Regions from separate parts of the Homo sapiens genome. Here region 2 is linked to region 1. Evidence: read pairs that join two places in POLR2A ChIA-PET (ENCODE). Cell type or tissue: MCF 10A. All regions are shown on one strand.

Region 1 (8,000 bases):
ATTATTGCCATTAAAACCTCCAAGGTTTTTGGTTTTCACTCTACTACCTATAGGTGTGTGGAGTAGTGCAAAAATCTAATCCATGTCTATTCTGCAACAGAACAGCCTATCAGATCATTTCCCAGTTAGAAGCACCTGCCTTTCACTGATTCAAGTCATACTTTAGCCCTGGGGCATTCTCTTATGGCATGTTTCTTTTATGATGCTGGTTTATGTCAGTTTGGTTTTTGCATGTAAATGCCGTCATTCTTAGAACTTCCTCCCCCACCTTACCTAGTTATGATAAGCACAACATCAGTGAATCATGAGAACGTAATCCTGAAAACTTCCCCATTTTAGGAACTGCCTTAGTTTTGCAAAGTATTTTATAGAAATACTATGTTCATATTTTAATAGAAATATAATCTAGACAAAACCAAAAAGCAAACTTCTTTCTAGGTAAACTTCCCTATGAGGACTCTGCTGTTACATTTTCCTCCTCTGTAGTTAAGTTTCCTATATCTTTGAGCTTTAGTTCTAGAGCTTCAGATTTTGTAAGGCATTTTAAAGGAATCATAGGAAACCTACTCTAGGACCAGGTTTACTTAGATTGTCCTGATTCTGAACTTCTGAATCCTATGTGCACCTCCTTCTTAATTATGTAAACCTGTGACCCTCTGGTCTCTTCCTCAAGTTCCTTTCTGCGCCTAGCCCTCTACAAACAAGTCTTTTTTTTCCCTATTTCCCAGAAGAAAAGCACTCTAGTTTTGAAGACTTGTACTTTGCTGATCACCTTCTTTACCTATTCATCCTCCAAGACACATAGTGGTAATTTGATTAGTAGCAACCTGCCCAGATAGCAAAATGCATGTCCACTTTAATTTCTGTACAGTCAGCTTAAATGGTATGCCTCAGGGAGAGCTCTAAGCTACACTTGACTTTAGATTCCCTTGTTAATTCAACAATTAAGACTAATCTGTTACATATTACAACTTATAAAATAGTATTTCCAGCTTTTTTTTTTCAGACAGGGTCTTGTTCTGTTGCCCAGGCTGGAATGCAGTGGTACAATCATAGCTCACCTCTGCCTTGAAGTCCTGGGCTCAAGCAGTCTTCCTGCCTCTGCTTCCTGAGTAGTTGGGACTACAGGTGTGCACTGCCATGTTGCCTGGTCTGGCCTCAAACTCCTGGGCTGAAGCCATCCTCCTGCCTGGTCTCCTAAAGTGTTGGGATTACAAATGTGAGCCACCATGCTCAGGCTATTTCTAAGACTATTATGGCATAATGGGTACTCAATAAATATTTGTTGAAAGAACGAATGAATCAACTTATAGTCTTAGACGGAAAAGACAAAGGATCAGATCTCTTTTTGCTAACCCCAGCACTGGATTGGTGAATGCTGCCTTCTATTTGAAAGTGTGTAAAATTCTTCTTCCAGATATAAACTAAAATCAAAGACTACCTCTGCATGCCATCCCATGAAGCAGTCTGCTGTTGCGATATCAGGTGTGGCTTCCACCACCACTGCCACTATCATCCTACATATTTTTTTTTTTTTTAGACTCTGTCACCCAGAATGGAGTGCAGCGGTGTGATTTTGGCTCACTGCAGCCTCCGCCTCCTGGGTTCAAACAACTATCCTGCCTCAGCTTCCCAAGTAGCTGGGACTATGCCACCATGCCCATGCCACCACACCTGGCTAATTTTTGTATTCTTAGTATTGATGGGGTTTTACCATGTTGGTCAGGCTGGTCTCAAACTCCTGCCTCAAGTGATCTGCCCACCTTGGCCTCCCAAAGTGCTGGGATTACAGGCGTGAGCCATCATGCCCGGCCTTCATCCTACATTTCTCTATTCTTCTTCTGTCTCCTCTTATCAAAATCTGAACTGATCCAGAAATCTTCCAGCCCTTGGTGTGTGTGTGCACATACATACACACACACACACACACATACATATATAGATATGTATGTATTTTCTTGATCTTAGTCCTAATGAAAAACATGTGGAGCATAGCAAGTAATTCCTTCTTATCCTATGAATAGCAATTCAAGGGATGGTTTCCAAGGAATTATTAAAACACACACAAGAATTTACATTATACTCCAGTGGGTAGTAACAAATTGAAAAGTTATCAATGCTTTATAATGTGGGGAAAACTCTGAGTATATAACAATCTTGGGCAGTGAAAAAGAAATAACCCAGATTCCACAGTTTGAACTGCTGACCTTTTTCTGTAGCTGATCAACATTTTTCACCTCACTTAGTTTACTAATTTACTATTTTCTTACGCTAAATTTTGCATCCTTTTGGTATAAAGTGCCAGCATACCCAGAAAATATTTTTGCATTTCACATGCTAGTTAAAATACACCCTCACATAGTTTGTGTCTTTGAAAATAATTTAGTACCCTATGATTAATACACCAGACTCATATAAATATAAATAGACATAAATACACATATATATATGTTTCGTCTTAGTTTCCATCTGAGTTTAACTGAGAAAATCCCCATATAACAAACATATGTACAAGTCCCAGCCAATGATCCATTCTAGACAATGTTAAATAAACCAAATCTGGTTTGGCCAAAGAACTTAGATAGTCCCTTGGAGTTTTCTGCTACATCAGGTGTAACTGAATGTAAAATTTTCTATCTGGAATTTCAGGGGCAATTAAAACTCTTAATAATTCTTTTTCCCTTTGGCTGTACCTTTATTGGTTGGCAATGAATTGGTTGGCTTCTGACCAACATAGGAAAAAAACATACTTTTTTCTCAGAAAACTTGTGATGACAGCTGTCATTTTCCAGCTCTCAGATGCCAATGGGAATTGACCCCAATAGTCATAAGCAATAAATTTCTGTACAGAGAAAATCCTATTAATGGAGGAGCATTTTCCATTAGGAAATTCCTTCTAATAAGAAATAACTAAAAACTACTTACTGTTCTCTTTACAGTGCCCTGTCCCATGACAGGCCCTCATTCCAGGCCCCACCACAGTGATATCTCTATTGTACCACCAGCTCCCCAAAGTGGTGACAGGAGCCCTGGGCCTGAGCTGCAGCAGTGACTCAGCACGCCCCAAATGTCTCCAAGTTTCCAAGGCCACCCCACAGTTGTATAGTAGCTCCAGTCAGGCTCCTGGGGAGGTCTGTCTGACCTCATTACCATGGAGCAAGACAGGATTTTGTAGAACATGCTTTTTTCAGTCTCTTTAAAGAGCACAAGCCAGGACACACAAAGACTAGAAGCTGGTTTCTAGGAAATTTAACCTCTCAAAATATGGGCATCATTGAATGTCCCTGATACAGTCATTCTTCAGCTGCCACTGTCTGAAAACAACATACACAAAAGATGAAAGACAACTTTGAATGACAAGCCCCCGACTCAGGACTAATGATAAGATTATTAAAGTCACACATCAGCCTACCAGAAGCAAAAATTTTCTTCCCTGAAAGAGTTGAGAAGTGTCACTGTCCAGTGAGGCATTTATTTTCAAACTAAATCCAGTTAAGAAGCTGGGCTGCTGGCCATAACTCCTACAGAAACTAACGTATACTTCTGTGCCTCTGACAGCCCGGCCCAGTGATGAGTACACAGTTGTAATTGAATTGCATTTGATGTTGTTTGCACTAACACAGCACCAGACTTCAGGACAAACCACAGCTCTGCAGAGCAGAGTTCTGGCCCACTCTCCCCCCACCTCACCCCCCGTGGCTTGGGTCTGCCCTTGTTGTCCTGACCTGCCGGAGGTTTCATCAGCATTACCTCTGACTCATACTTCGCATTCAAGAGCAAGATGAATTCGCTAGCAATGAGTACCTGGAAGAGGGCCAGACTATTGGTACTAAAGCAGTGCTGGCCCCAACACAGCTCGCTGGGCCAGACGTTGATGGGAAATGGCTGACAGCAGGATAAACAAGCAGCTCCCTTTTTGGTGAGCTTCAGGGGAATCAGGTGGACAGAATCAAGGCTTCAGGTATGCTCTTCAGAGGCTCTGTGGAGTGGTGGGAGGCTGTAAAACAGCACTGGAGATGGTTGTGGTTCTCCCCCAGCAAAAGCACCGGCAGGAAGAAAGGCAGATTGGCAAACAGTGTGGGCCCACAGTGCGAGCCAGGGGAGAAGCCATCAGGTGACACATCAAGCCGTGAGAGGCAGCTGGTCAGGGACCCCTCAGTTCCCCACCGTCCTGCAGAGACATGGGGGGCAGTGTCCGTGCCTCCCTCCCTCACCACCTGAGCTGCTCCACAAGAAATTCTGAGCGCCACTGGGCAAGTAGAGGGAACCAAATGCCTCAAGATGGAGAAGAGTGCAAGGTCTAACTAGCAGTACTGTGGAAGAGCAACACAGACAAGAGGTGTAGAATTAGCTGGGCAGGGTGTATGGGTTCCTTCCGGTGCCTGCATACCTGAGAAGAAGTCATTCGTTGAGCTTAGTTTAGGTTTTAAGGCAGTTTTGGTGTTTGAGGCTTATTTAGCACACATAAGTCCAAGGTAGCATCAGACAGAATTATAAACTTCATGTGACTTTTCAAAACAACCCAGTGAGCCCATTGTTAGCAAATAGCAGTCAGCCGAGATAAGCGGCCATTCTAGGAGCAAAGGCACTTGTGCCAGGAAAACAAGAACAAGCACGAGCAAGAAGCAGGGCAATGCAATCCACAAACACAATTCATGCTTTACAGCTGTGAGACAATGCTTCTTTTGCTTGGACCTCAGGCTCTGCAAACTGCAGCACAGAGGAGGGTAAGTGTGCAGTGGCCCCTAGAGAAGAGTGGTCAGTAATGAAATTGCACCCCACTTTACTTGCCCCTTTGTGTTCCTGGGTCACTGCCAGGCTGTCCCAATCCTGCAACATGTGGAAAGCCAGTGTGTTCAGATGGAATAGTAGGGGATGCAACCTAAAGAGATTACTAGTAAGATTTTCCAGAAAAAGAAAAATAACTATTTTTTAAGCATGAGCAGGGGTGGGGAGGGGTGGGGGGAAGAAAGTTTCTTTGTTTCTCATTGGAAAGCTTTGCAAGCTATTGACTTATTGAGGAAAATCAGGACAATTGGGTACACAGCTTTGACTTCTGGTGATTTCTGACACTTTCCTCGAAAGCCTATCACTCCACACTGAGGGCCCCAGGATTGACTGTTTTACAGAAGCTCTTATGTATTGAGGTCCTGTATGAACTGGACCCATGTAAGATGGGGAGTGGTGACAAACGTTGGCTCAACCTCAATTGTGAGATTATGGTTCAAGGTTATTTTCTTAGAGATAGTGAGTCTTCAGAAAACCTTTGAGTAAAGGCAAATGAAAGGCTTGTGTCTAAAAACAGGCTTCCAAAAGTGGAAATAGGACACAGGAAGTGGAGAGTCGGAAAACAAAACAAAACAGATGAGCTGGAATGAGAAGAGTAGAGAGAGAAGTAGAAAGACAGGGAGAGACTCTGTAAGGAAAGCTGTGAAGGAAAAGGATTGCAGCCTCTTGGCTTTATTTTCAGTTAGTGCCTCATACAATTCACGAGGTGAGGCTCCCACACATTCTGGCCTGTTCTCCCCAATTATGGGGGTGGGGAGGTAAATGAACTACACCCAGACTTCTTGCAGCTGTCACCTCAATATCAGGTATCTGCGAGGTGGGGAGAGAGGTGGGAGGATTGGTAAGGGGCTGTATAATTACTGGGAACTCCAGCCAATGTAACACATGGTTATGTGGGCCTATGTAGTTAGGTTTCACTATCCCTATTGACTGTGCCAGACCCTGAACTAAATACTGGAGTGTCGAGATCAAGAAGGCATGATTCCCGCCCTTAGGAGTGCACCATCAAAGGAGGTGAGGAGTGCATCTCCTCACAGGAGGAGACAGATGAGTAAACTGAACATTTTGATTCAGTACGTTTTGGGATACAGGTAGGAACCAGAGCTGCAGGGCCAGGGGAAGGGGGCACCTCCCCCAAAGGCAAAGGTCCTATCCTCGGTCCCACAGAACAGCTTACAAGACTCCTCCTCAGGTGCAGCTGGTTCGGAGGGTACGGTCGTCTCCAGCTGTCTCCTACATCGTCTCTATTTTCTCACTGGCTCCTTCTAGTCTAGGTCTCTCCAATCCTATACACATCGTTTCCAGCTCTGTTATGCCTTCAGGCTACTGGCTGAGACTTTTTCTTTTACTGCTAAAGCATAGCATACATTTTCCTGCATTTCCTCCCTACCCTCTCATTTTTCACCCACGCCTTGATGTCAAGTTCCTCTCTGTACCACTTTATCATAATCTCCCTCTTGAAGAAGAACCACCAGTGATTTCCTCATCACTAAATCCAATGATCCTCATTGATGTTATTATACAGGGAGCTGACTGGCAACTACCACACTACAAGCTAAAACTCTCCCCTCTTTCACTTTCCCAGGCCTGTCTGCCCTTGTTCTTCCTGCAGTTCTCCTGTGCTTCCTTCATTAGCACCAATTCCCTTTCCCATCTCATAAGTGGGAGCGTCCCCCAGTGAACAGCCGCAGGGAGCGCACCTGCATCCAGAGTTCCAGCCCTTCTCCATGCTGATGACACCCAAGTCTTTATCTCTAGGTCTGATCCTTTACCTTATTTCGAGTCCAGAATTTCTAATCACGTACTGGTCAGGTTCACTTTCATGGTCATCTGTGTCTCTCAGGGTTCCTGGCATAGTGCATTGCATAGATATGGATACAATAATATTAAGCTGAATGATGAGTGAACAAATGAACGGATAAAATATCCCAGTCTCCTGCAGAAAATCCCACCTTGTTACCTCTGCCTTTCTTTCCTGACCATGGTTTCCAGCCTGTTATCTTCCAAGAGACAGACAATTTATTATTATCTTCCTAGAGGAGTCTCATCCCCAAAGCCTGGAAATGGGGCTTTGTATTATCGGTCTAAAGATGGGTATTATTGTCTCTCACCCCTCCATTCTCTTTTCAGTGTCTCATTTTCTTTCTTGGTGAAATAGAACAAAAGTGATCAGCCCTTGTGACAAGTCATATTATTCATGGTAACATTGTTTCGTCTTGTAAGTGACTGACATTAGGACTGACATATGAACTGATTTATACCCCAACTTCAACATGCCCTTTCCCACGATCCTTAACCCCAAAGCAACAGTAACAGCTGGACTAACAGCCCTTGCGATATGCCAGGCACTGTGCTGGGCTAAGTGCTTCACATGTGTTATCTTTCCGAATCTTTTCAAAAAGCTTATAAGGCAGAAACCATTTCCAGAGAAGGAAACCGAGGCTTAGGGAAGTTAAAGTAACTGAATCAAGGTAAGTGGTAGAGCCAGGGTTCAGGGAGACATGAAAACATCCCACTCTTAACCCTTCACCACACAGCCTCTTGTGTCTATCGGATTCAGTTACAGGGGGCTTGAGTTGGTTCACGTCTACAAATAATTGAACGTCTGTTACATAGTGAGCATTGTGGGATACAAAGGTTTAAAAAGATCAAGTCCATGATCTCAAGGAGCTTACAGTCTAGAGGAAGAGCACCAACATGAGACTGACGCCTGTGCAGTGAAATGAGACTTTTGGATGAAAGGGTTACATTTACACAAAGCACGCACAGTTCAGTATTACATGTCCCTGCCCTTGAAGAAGATCCCAGCTGCTAGAGTTTTGACTATGCAGTGTTTCAGATTTAGTTTCCCCTCCTCTTTGATCAGGCTCCTCTGTCTTTCTAAAGCTCATACTATACATATAATTTCCATTCAAATTCAAAATCTTTCCAATTATTGTAGTGAATGCAATGTTATTCAAGGATTTTTTTTTCCTGAAAGAGCACCTATCTGACATGCATTTTTAATTTTATGTGCAATATGCAAATGTCATCACTGTAGTTGTTAACCGCAGTGCAGGATTGCAATTAACTATGGAGCTGTGCATTTTAGTTATATGCTAATGCTAATGAGATTTTCATAAAGCAAGTCCAATTACCAGCCCTATTTTTTAACTGCAAGAGCTAGTGCAAAGCAAAGGTGTTGACTTTCTTTAGAATAAATTACCCTTTGT
Region 2 (8,000 bases), 84 kb after region 1:
AATTGTAAGGTCTCATTGAATTTGCTGCAGTGAGCTTCAAAGTCACATCTGTAATTATGAGGGGAAAACTGAAGCGTAAAGTTCTATAACAAATAGATCTAGTTTTCTGCTTTGCCACTGGGAAACTAAGCAGATTGCACATTTTGTTTCATAAGGAAAATCCCCCAGAGTCCTAATGCAAAACCTATGTCATATACATGACTCCACTTTGAAACAATGGAATCTCATGGTGCAGCCAACCTTTGCAAAACAAGTCAAGGAATTTTCCATGATGCCAAGGACTCTAGTTGGAGTTTGTAGTATATCAGGCCCCATTTTCCCCTGTTATTCAGCTCAAAACGTAAACAAAAAAGAAGGGGTGGAGAGGAAGAGAGGAAGGAGGAAGAGAGGGAGGGAGAAAGTAAAGAAAAACTTTACCCCTAGAGATCAAAGGTTAAAACTTAGCTCTTCCCTGGAATTGTCTGATCTTGATTCAAGGGCATAGGAAGTGTATGGCTGCTCTCATTTTATACCAGAAAACAGCAGAGTCCCTGATTCTTTGCTCTAAAACCACTATAAAAGGAAACTGGATCTAAAATCCTGTTTCACCCTGAATTGAGAATCCATCTGTGCACTCTGAGCGCTCTTCCTCACCCCACCCTTCACCGAACAGAAAAAGGAGGCGGGCAGTCCAGTGCTTTGCACATCCCTACCACAGGACCACACTACTGCTAAGGTGTTTAAAAACCAGGATCCTCATTTTTGCTCATTCTCAAATGGCTGCTTCTTCAGACATGACCCAGCCCGTTGCAACCAAAATACTACTGAGTTTTATCAGATCCACTCTGAAGTCTGCCCGCTCTTCCCTACTCTCCTCTCCAACCATTATACTCACTCCACCTAGCACTGTCTCACCAAAAAGAAGCTCTTTCTTGCCTCTGTGCCTTTGCACACACATTGTCCCCTCTCTGATCACACTTATTTGTTTCACCATGTCTGTGTCCCCCACTTACATGTTTCACAATCATACCCCAGCTGGTCTAGCATCACAACATGAGAAAGGATCACAAGTAGAATATTTTTTAAATTCTTAGCTGGGCAAGGTGGCTAACATCTGTAATCCTAGCGCTGTGGGAGGTTGAGGTGGGAGGATCACTTGAGCCCAGGAGTTTGAGATCAGCCTGGGCAAATAGTAAGACCCCCAAATCTACAAAACATTTAAAAACTGAGCTGGATGTGGTAGCACATGCCTGTAGTCGCAGCTACTAAGAAGGCTGAGGCAGGAGGATTACTTAAGTCCTGAATTTTGAGGCTGCAGTGAGCTAAAATGGTGCCACTGCACTCCTGTCCAGGTGACAGAGTAAAGACCTCATCTCTAAGAAAATAAAAAGTCAAATATAAAATAACTGGCTGGGTGTGGTGGCTAATGCTGATAATCCCAGCACTTTGGGAGCCTGAGGCAGGAGGATCACTTGAGCCTGGGAAGTCGAGGCTGCAGTGAGTCGTGTTCATACTACTGCACTCCAGCCTGGGTGACAGAGTGAAACCCTATCTCAAACAAACAAACAAACAAAAATTATCCCCAATTTAGGTCCTTTGGTGGGTTGAGTGTCTTAATGGCTCCAGCACATCCATCACTTTTGCCATGTACCTTGGCAGTGCCCTCTCAATCTGAGGGGCATTCTGCCCCAACTCACCTGACTGTGGCTTTAGCCTAGTGACTGATTTTGTCTCATGGGATGTTGGCAAACATAATTCAGGCAGAGGTTTCTGAAAGTGCTTGCACATTTCCACTTAGATTCATGTGTCTCCACCACTGCTAAGAGAGCATGCTCAGGCTGACCTGCTTGGCTACTCACACGGCAGAGCCAACGTGCCGCAGCCATCCCAGCCAAGGCTACTGTGGACCAGCCAATGGCAAACAATCCCCATACATGTGAATGAGCCCTGGCACCACCAGCAGAGCTGCCTAGCCAACTCACAGCCGACTGCAGATGAGTGCAGCGCAGAGCAGCCGAGCCCAACCCAGAGCAGATTCATGAGCTAAATCAAGGTTCAGCCAACTATGGCCATGGGCCAAGTCTGACCCACCATCTGTTTTTGTATGACTTGTGAAAAAAACTCACAGACCATTCAACTTCGTGGTTGAAAAAAATCAAAGTATAATATTTCTTAACATATAAAAATTCCATGAAATTCCAATTTTAGTGTCCATAAATAAAGTTTTATTGGAACACAGTCATGCTCCTCCATTTGCATAGCATCTAAGGCTACTGTTGTGCTACAAGTTCAGAGTTCAGAGACTGTATGGCCTGAAACACCTAAAATATTTACTATTTGGCCCTTTAAAAAAAAAAAAAGATTGTCAATCCCTGAGCTAAATAAATGTTTATTGCTGTGTGCCACTGAAAGTCACCAGTGATTTGTTTTGCAGCATCACTGTAGCAAAAGTTTACTGACACATCTTCTCATCTGAACAGCCATTTCTTTACCTATTTCCCCCACAGAAAGTACTGGTGGAGCAGAAGAAGCCCAACGTCAGAACAAAGCCAGCTTCCCCCTCCTCCTTCCCACCGTGGGCACAGACCCCATGTCCTGGATTGATGGCTGGGATGATGGGCTGTAACAATGAATGCCAGCATATCAAAAAATGTCAGATTCTTCAGTGGGTTCCTGTCTAGGGAGCAGACAACACCAACCACTCTGCCACAGTGACCAGTGAGGATCCAGAAGTCCCCTCATCCTGCCGACAGTGCCACAAAGCTTATGAACAAGGGTTTCCATCTATCACCAGCTGCACACTGAGAGGTCAAACTGCATAGGAGTAGAGGCATGAAGAGGAAACCTGAAAGATGAAAAGAAACTTTTAGCTCAACCTAGATAATTACATTGGAACTAAGTTTACAAGATTGGGCTAAAATTGAATTCCCACTCTGGGGTCCAGTGGTGGAAATTTGAGAGAAATATTCCACCAGTTAATAAAAAAAGTTGTTACATTTTTTATTATCTCTGAGTGTATTGTGAGTGAATTTTGCAAATCTGATATGAATTTTTGTAAAATGAATACACAGATGAATAAATGAATGAATGAATGCGAAACTCCTCATCATCCTGCCATGTACTCTTCCCACCACCCGCTGGCATTTCTAGCCAGTGAAGGCATCAATCCAGAAACAACTCATTCCTCATCTTGAAATGCCTTCCAACTTCTAGGAGCAAGCAGCAACTTCTAGGTCTAGCTCCCTCCTTCAGAAATGCCTAAACATTCGCCTACATTCCCTGGTCCCTTGGCTCAGGAATTTTGTAGGTGGTCTCAAAGCCTTGGATAAATTTACATGAAACAGGCTGGCATCCTCTATGTTAGAGGAGTTTGGATCTTTCAGTAGACTCTAGCCTTAAACCTGTACCAAAAATCTTTTGAGATTATAATGAGGCAATGTTTTCCCCAAGAGGAGAAAAGGTCAGATTCCCACATCTGGAGTTTGACCTTTGTGCATGTTGTCATTTCACCCACCACAGGAAACCTTTCTAGGCTGGGCTAAAATGTGTAACTTCTCAACAGTGTGGCTGGTAGCAATCCCACCCAGCTGTGTGGAATGGGAAGTGAAAGGGCAATTAATATTCTGTTAAAACTTCAGGGGGCTGCACTGAAGCTGGCCAGATAGCAAGGCTGACTCATCACGTTAAAACCCAATGCAGTATTGTCTGCTCACTTCTGCTGACTCACTTGTCAGCCCTAAGCTATGTGTACCCAGGCAGAGCTGCCAGGTCTCACATCCGCCTTTCCAGAGTGTTACCCTTCTGCACCAGCCATGACCATTCACTCTCTGGAGAAGCATTTATGATCAGCCATGGATGATTTTAAATGTGTGAAGAACTGTTTCATGGAGGGAGATTATCAGCCTCTTTCTTACATTGTTTTACATGAAAACAACATGAACAGCAACACAACTGACACTGGAGAAGAACCATAGTTCTTCCAAGCTGGAATGGAGCCTTAGAGATCAAGCTAGATCTTATGAGATCTAGTGGGAAGGAGGCTAGCACGTTGAATAAGAGCTTTGAGTCAGGCGACCTGAATTTATGTAGCCTTGGACACAGGTAGTCGAATTATAAGTAGTAGGCTAATACAGCTGTTAAGCAACTTTAAGCAAATTGCTCAGACTCTCTGAGCTTTGGTTTCCTTATCTGTAAAATTAGAAATAATTATAGCACCCACCTCATGGGGCTATTGTGAAGAAAGGATGAAAAGAGATCAAGTATAAAAGGAATCGAGTGCTGGGCACAAAGTGCTCCATATATTGTAGCTATTAGTAAGGCTGATGAGGCAATTCATGGAAACCTCTTTCCTGGAAACAGGATAGAACCTACATGTGTTTGGCATTAGATTAGTAAAGGGTAAAAGAATATCACTGCAAGCTGGGTATTGATGGGGGTGGGGAGGACAGAGAAGGAGGAAGAATTGCCCAGGGAATGCTGGACCTTCAGTATTTTGAAGGGCCCTGCTTTGGGGCCCAGGTGGGGAAGTATCCACCTTTCCATCCTGGTTTTAGGTCTGCTGAAGATAGTTATTCTTTTTTTTTTTTTTTTTTAAAAAGACCCTTCTGATTATAAGTCTTTGTTTGAAGACATTGCTCAGATTTCCCTTTAAGGGCCTCATTTAAATGTACACACAAGGCAGCACAGTCCAGTTTTTTAAAAAAAGCCTGGCTAGTAATGACATACAGAAACTGATACTTACATGATACTGTTAAGTGCACTCTTTTTAAACCACTAATTCTTATTTCACAGAAAGTGGTCCTTATGTCAACGTCCTTAAGAGGTCCAACAGCTTGTATAACCAGCAGACCTCATGGTTAGTTAGCAGCTTTCAGGACTTGAATTCCCAGTGATAAACAAAAGAATTCCGAAGGCCACAATCCATAAACTCTCCATAAAAACATATGGAACTACTTAAAAAGGTTGGCTCAGGGCTGTTGTTTTGAAAACAAGCATCCTCAGCCAGAATCTCTACTGAGTGCTATTTACTGAATGGTTGAAGAAGGGCAAGACCCCATGGATGCTGTAGCGCTGCGTTTCAGCAATCGCCAACATTTTGCAGATATTGCTCTAAGCCTCCTGATATCCTGGGAAGGATGCAAGAAGTCCGTACCTTTGCATCCATTCCACTCAAGGCATTGGGGCTACTCATGGAGGAGCCTGCACACCTTAAATATCCTTCTACACATGTGATTCCAAGATCTTAGGCCTCCAAAACTCTCGTTTACTATTCTCGGAGCTTTCTGATTACAATTCCCCCAGCAAGATTCAACTGACTGCTCCATCCTTTGCACCTCAACAATAATCCATCAAAATTTCACTTATAGAATAGATGATTCCAAGCCAGTCTCCTATTAGTGAACTGTGTTCTTTGAAAGCAGCAACTTTTATCTGCTTCTCCATATCTCTAGGATTTGGCTTAGTAGGTGCTGGACAATTCTTTTATTCTTGTATTAATAAAATCTAATTAATTACAATTATAAGTTAATGAGTAAATTGATTAGGCCCTGACCTTTTGAATCAGTCTAGAGCCAAGACTAGAACTCAAAGTTCTGATACTTACTCTGACTTCACAAGGACTTCACTCGTACTTCACAAAGATTTCCAGTGAACCCAATCATCGCTCTTGCTGTCAGATGTCAGATTAATGTGGCCACCAACATGTAGATATAGGATAGGTTTTGGATCCATTGGCCATCATACTCCTAAACGTGAACATAGTCAACTTACCTGGTTTTTCTATGCTGTTTAAGGATCAAGAGAGAATCTTCTAGAACTTTGTCTTGGTTCCAGAACAACACAGATTGTCTCTCTTTTTCTAAAACTAATAATGAGGCTTTTTTTCTCAGTATTAAAATGTTACTCAAGACTTTCTGTTTTAATAAAATGGGAGAGTAAGATAAATCTCACTATTAAAAAGCTAGAAATACTGGATAAAATATAAAATTTGAAATGTTTTATATTCATGCTTAAGCTCTCAAGAAAGAAAAAGAAATACCCAGGCATCAGAAACCAAGAGATAATTGAAAACAGAACAAAGTTTTAAGGTGTCAGTTCATGACGTAGCTGTGCTATGGAGGTGGAAGGGTGACTATTATTATTATTTATTAATTTTTTTGAGATGGAGTCTCGCTCTGTCACCCAGGCTGGAGTGCAGTGGGGTGATCTCGGCTCATTGCAATCTCCACCTGCTGGGTTCAAGCAATTCTCTTGCCTCAGCCTCCCAAGTAGCTGGGATTACAGGCGCATGCCACCATGCTCAGCTAATTTTATTTATTTACTTTTTTTTTTTTTTTGTATTTTTAGTAGAGACAGGATTTCACCATGTTGGCCAAGCTGGTCTCAAACTCCTGACCTCATGATCCGCCTACCTCAGCCTCCCAAAGTGCTGGGATTACAGGCATGAGCCACTGCACCCGACCAGTGATTACTGATTCTGTTCACCCAAGGGCTTGTGATTTCACGCTCATGTGGAAACATGAGGTAAGCACTGGGCCCAAGTGGACAGGAAATTGGAATTGAGAACCTTGCATAGAAGCTAGGTTCTACATGAAAAGGTAGTCTACATATTCTACATGAAAAGGTAGTCTAAGTAAAAACCCACCCATTCACATAGGTATATGTCAAGGAAATTGAAAACTTAAATGAGTAGGTTAAATAGCAGATTTGATATAGCAAGATAATTTATAAACTGGAAAACAGATTTTAGACATTACTCAATAGGCACAGAGATATAAAGATCTGGAAAATATGGAAGATTAAGGGACATGGAAGACGGAAAAGGAGAACCAACAGATTTAATTCCAAGAATGCGAAATAGAGGAAAATAAGACAGGCAATACTTGAAGAGATAATGGTTGAAATGTTTTCATCAATGATTAAAACACTTGAATCCTGAAGTTCAAAAACTGTAATGAATTCCAGGAAGGATAAATAAAGCTTAAATGTAACAAATCCAAAGCAAGCCACAATATAATGCAACTGCAGAACTTCAAAGACACACATCTCAAAATATTATAAAAATACTATAAAAGCAAAATCATCAACCTAGAATTCTATACCCAGCTGTATTTAGTTTTCTAGGGCTGCCATAACAAAATACCTCAAATTAGGTGGCTTAAACAACAGAAGCTTATTTTTCACAGTTACGGAGCCCAGAAGTCAAAGATCAAAGTGTTAGTAGGTTTGGTTTCTCCCTGACTTGAAGAGCACCCTCTTCTTGCAGTGTCTTCCTGGGGCCTTTTCTCTGTGCAAATGCATCCCGGGTGTCTCTTCTTATAAGGACAGTGATATTGGGTTAGGCCCCATCTTTATGACCTTAGTTAACCTTAATTACCTCTTTAAAGGCCCTGCCTCCAAATACAGTCACATTTGCCCTTACAGCTTCAACATACAAATTCTGGAGGAACACAATTCAGTCCATTGCATCAGCTAAGTCTCATTCAAAAGTGAAAGTAAAATAAATACATTCCCCAAATAAAAGACCAAGAAAGTTTACTGCTCATTGATAGTGATGAAATCAGCCCCTCCATAATTGGCCAAACTCTATGCTATCATTTTTAAAAATTAAGATTGAACAGACAAAAATGTTTTAATGTTCTACTCCCTTAAACAACTATCACAACCTCTTCAGAGACTTTCAACGTCATATTCCCCTACTTCTTCAAAGAATCTCCTCCTCCTTTTAAGATGTACATTTGAATCTCTTTTTGTGTGTTTATTTCAATGCTTTTCAGTACTCTTATTTTGAAAATGTACATTTGACTCTCCTTTGAAGTTTGTTGGCTTATGAGTACTGGACCACCTCAATTTCTTTGTGGATCCCAAGGCAACTCCTAGAAGAGGTAGATGTGTGAGTACAGGGAGGGAGGAACCTTATATTCATACAGAAAAGAGAATTTATGGAATTAATTAAATCATAAAATTAATGTTGACCTGAGCTGTGGTAGGTAGTCCTGGACTCTACCTGTTCATCTTTTTCA

Evidence for each region. ChIA-PET counts read pairs that join two places held together with the same protein. Peaks named below come from ENCODE experiments on the same cell type or tissue, not always from the same donor. Only the 100,000 strongest peaks of a DNase experiment are listed, where the experiment ranks them.
Region 2: POLR2A ChIA-PET joins it to region 1 with 10 read pairs; 3 of 35 experiments call an interaction of 5 or more read pairs at or near these places.

What each region holds. Positions count from the first base shown.
Region 1 is chr4:128,597,274-128,605,273 of GRCh38, reverse strand. No RefSeq gene overlaps it. Among named protein-coding and RNA genes, the nearest start is that of LINC03140, 31 kb to the right of the region's middle. In MCF 10A, no CTCF peak of the experiment used is centred here; a DNase peak (open chromatin) is centred at 3,763.
Region 2 is chr4:128,513,580-128,521,579 of GRCh38, reverse strand. LINC02615 (long intergenic non-protein coding RNA 2615) reads right to left here. Exons shown (of 9, transcript NR_125882.1): 8 at 5,582-5,723; 9 at 2,182-2,824. Among named protein-coding and RNA genes, the nearest start is that of LINC03140, 53 kb to the left of the region's middle. RefSeq lists enhancers at 3,361-3,410, 2,953-3,714, 3,629-3,773, a cis regulatory region at 3,696-3,706 and a silencer at 4,683-4,762. In MCF 10A, no CTCF peak of the experiment used is centred here; DNase peaks (open chromatin) are centred at 3,699 and 4,329.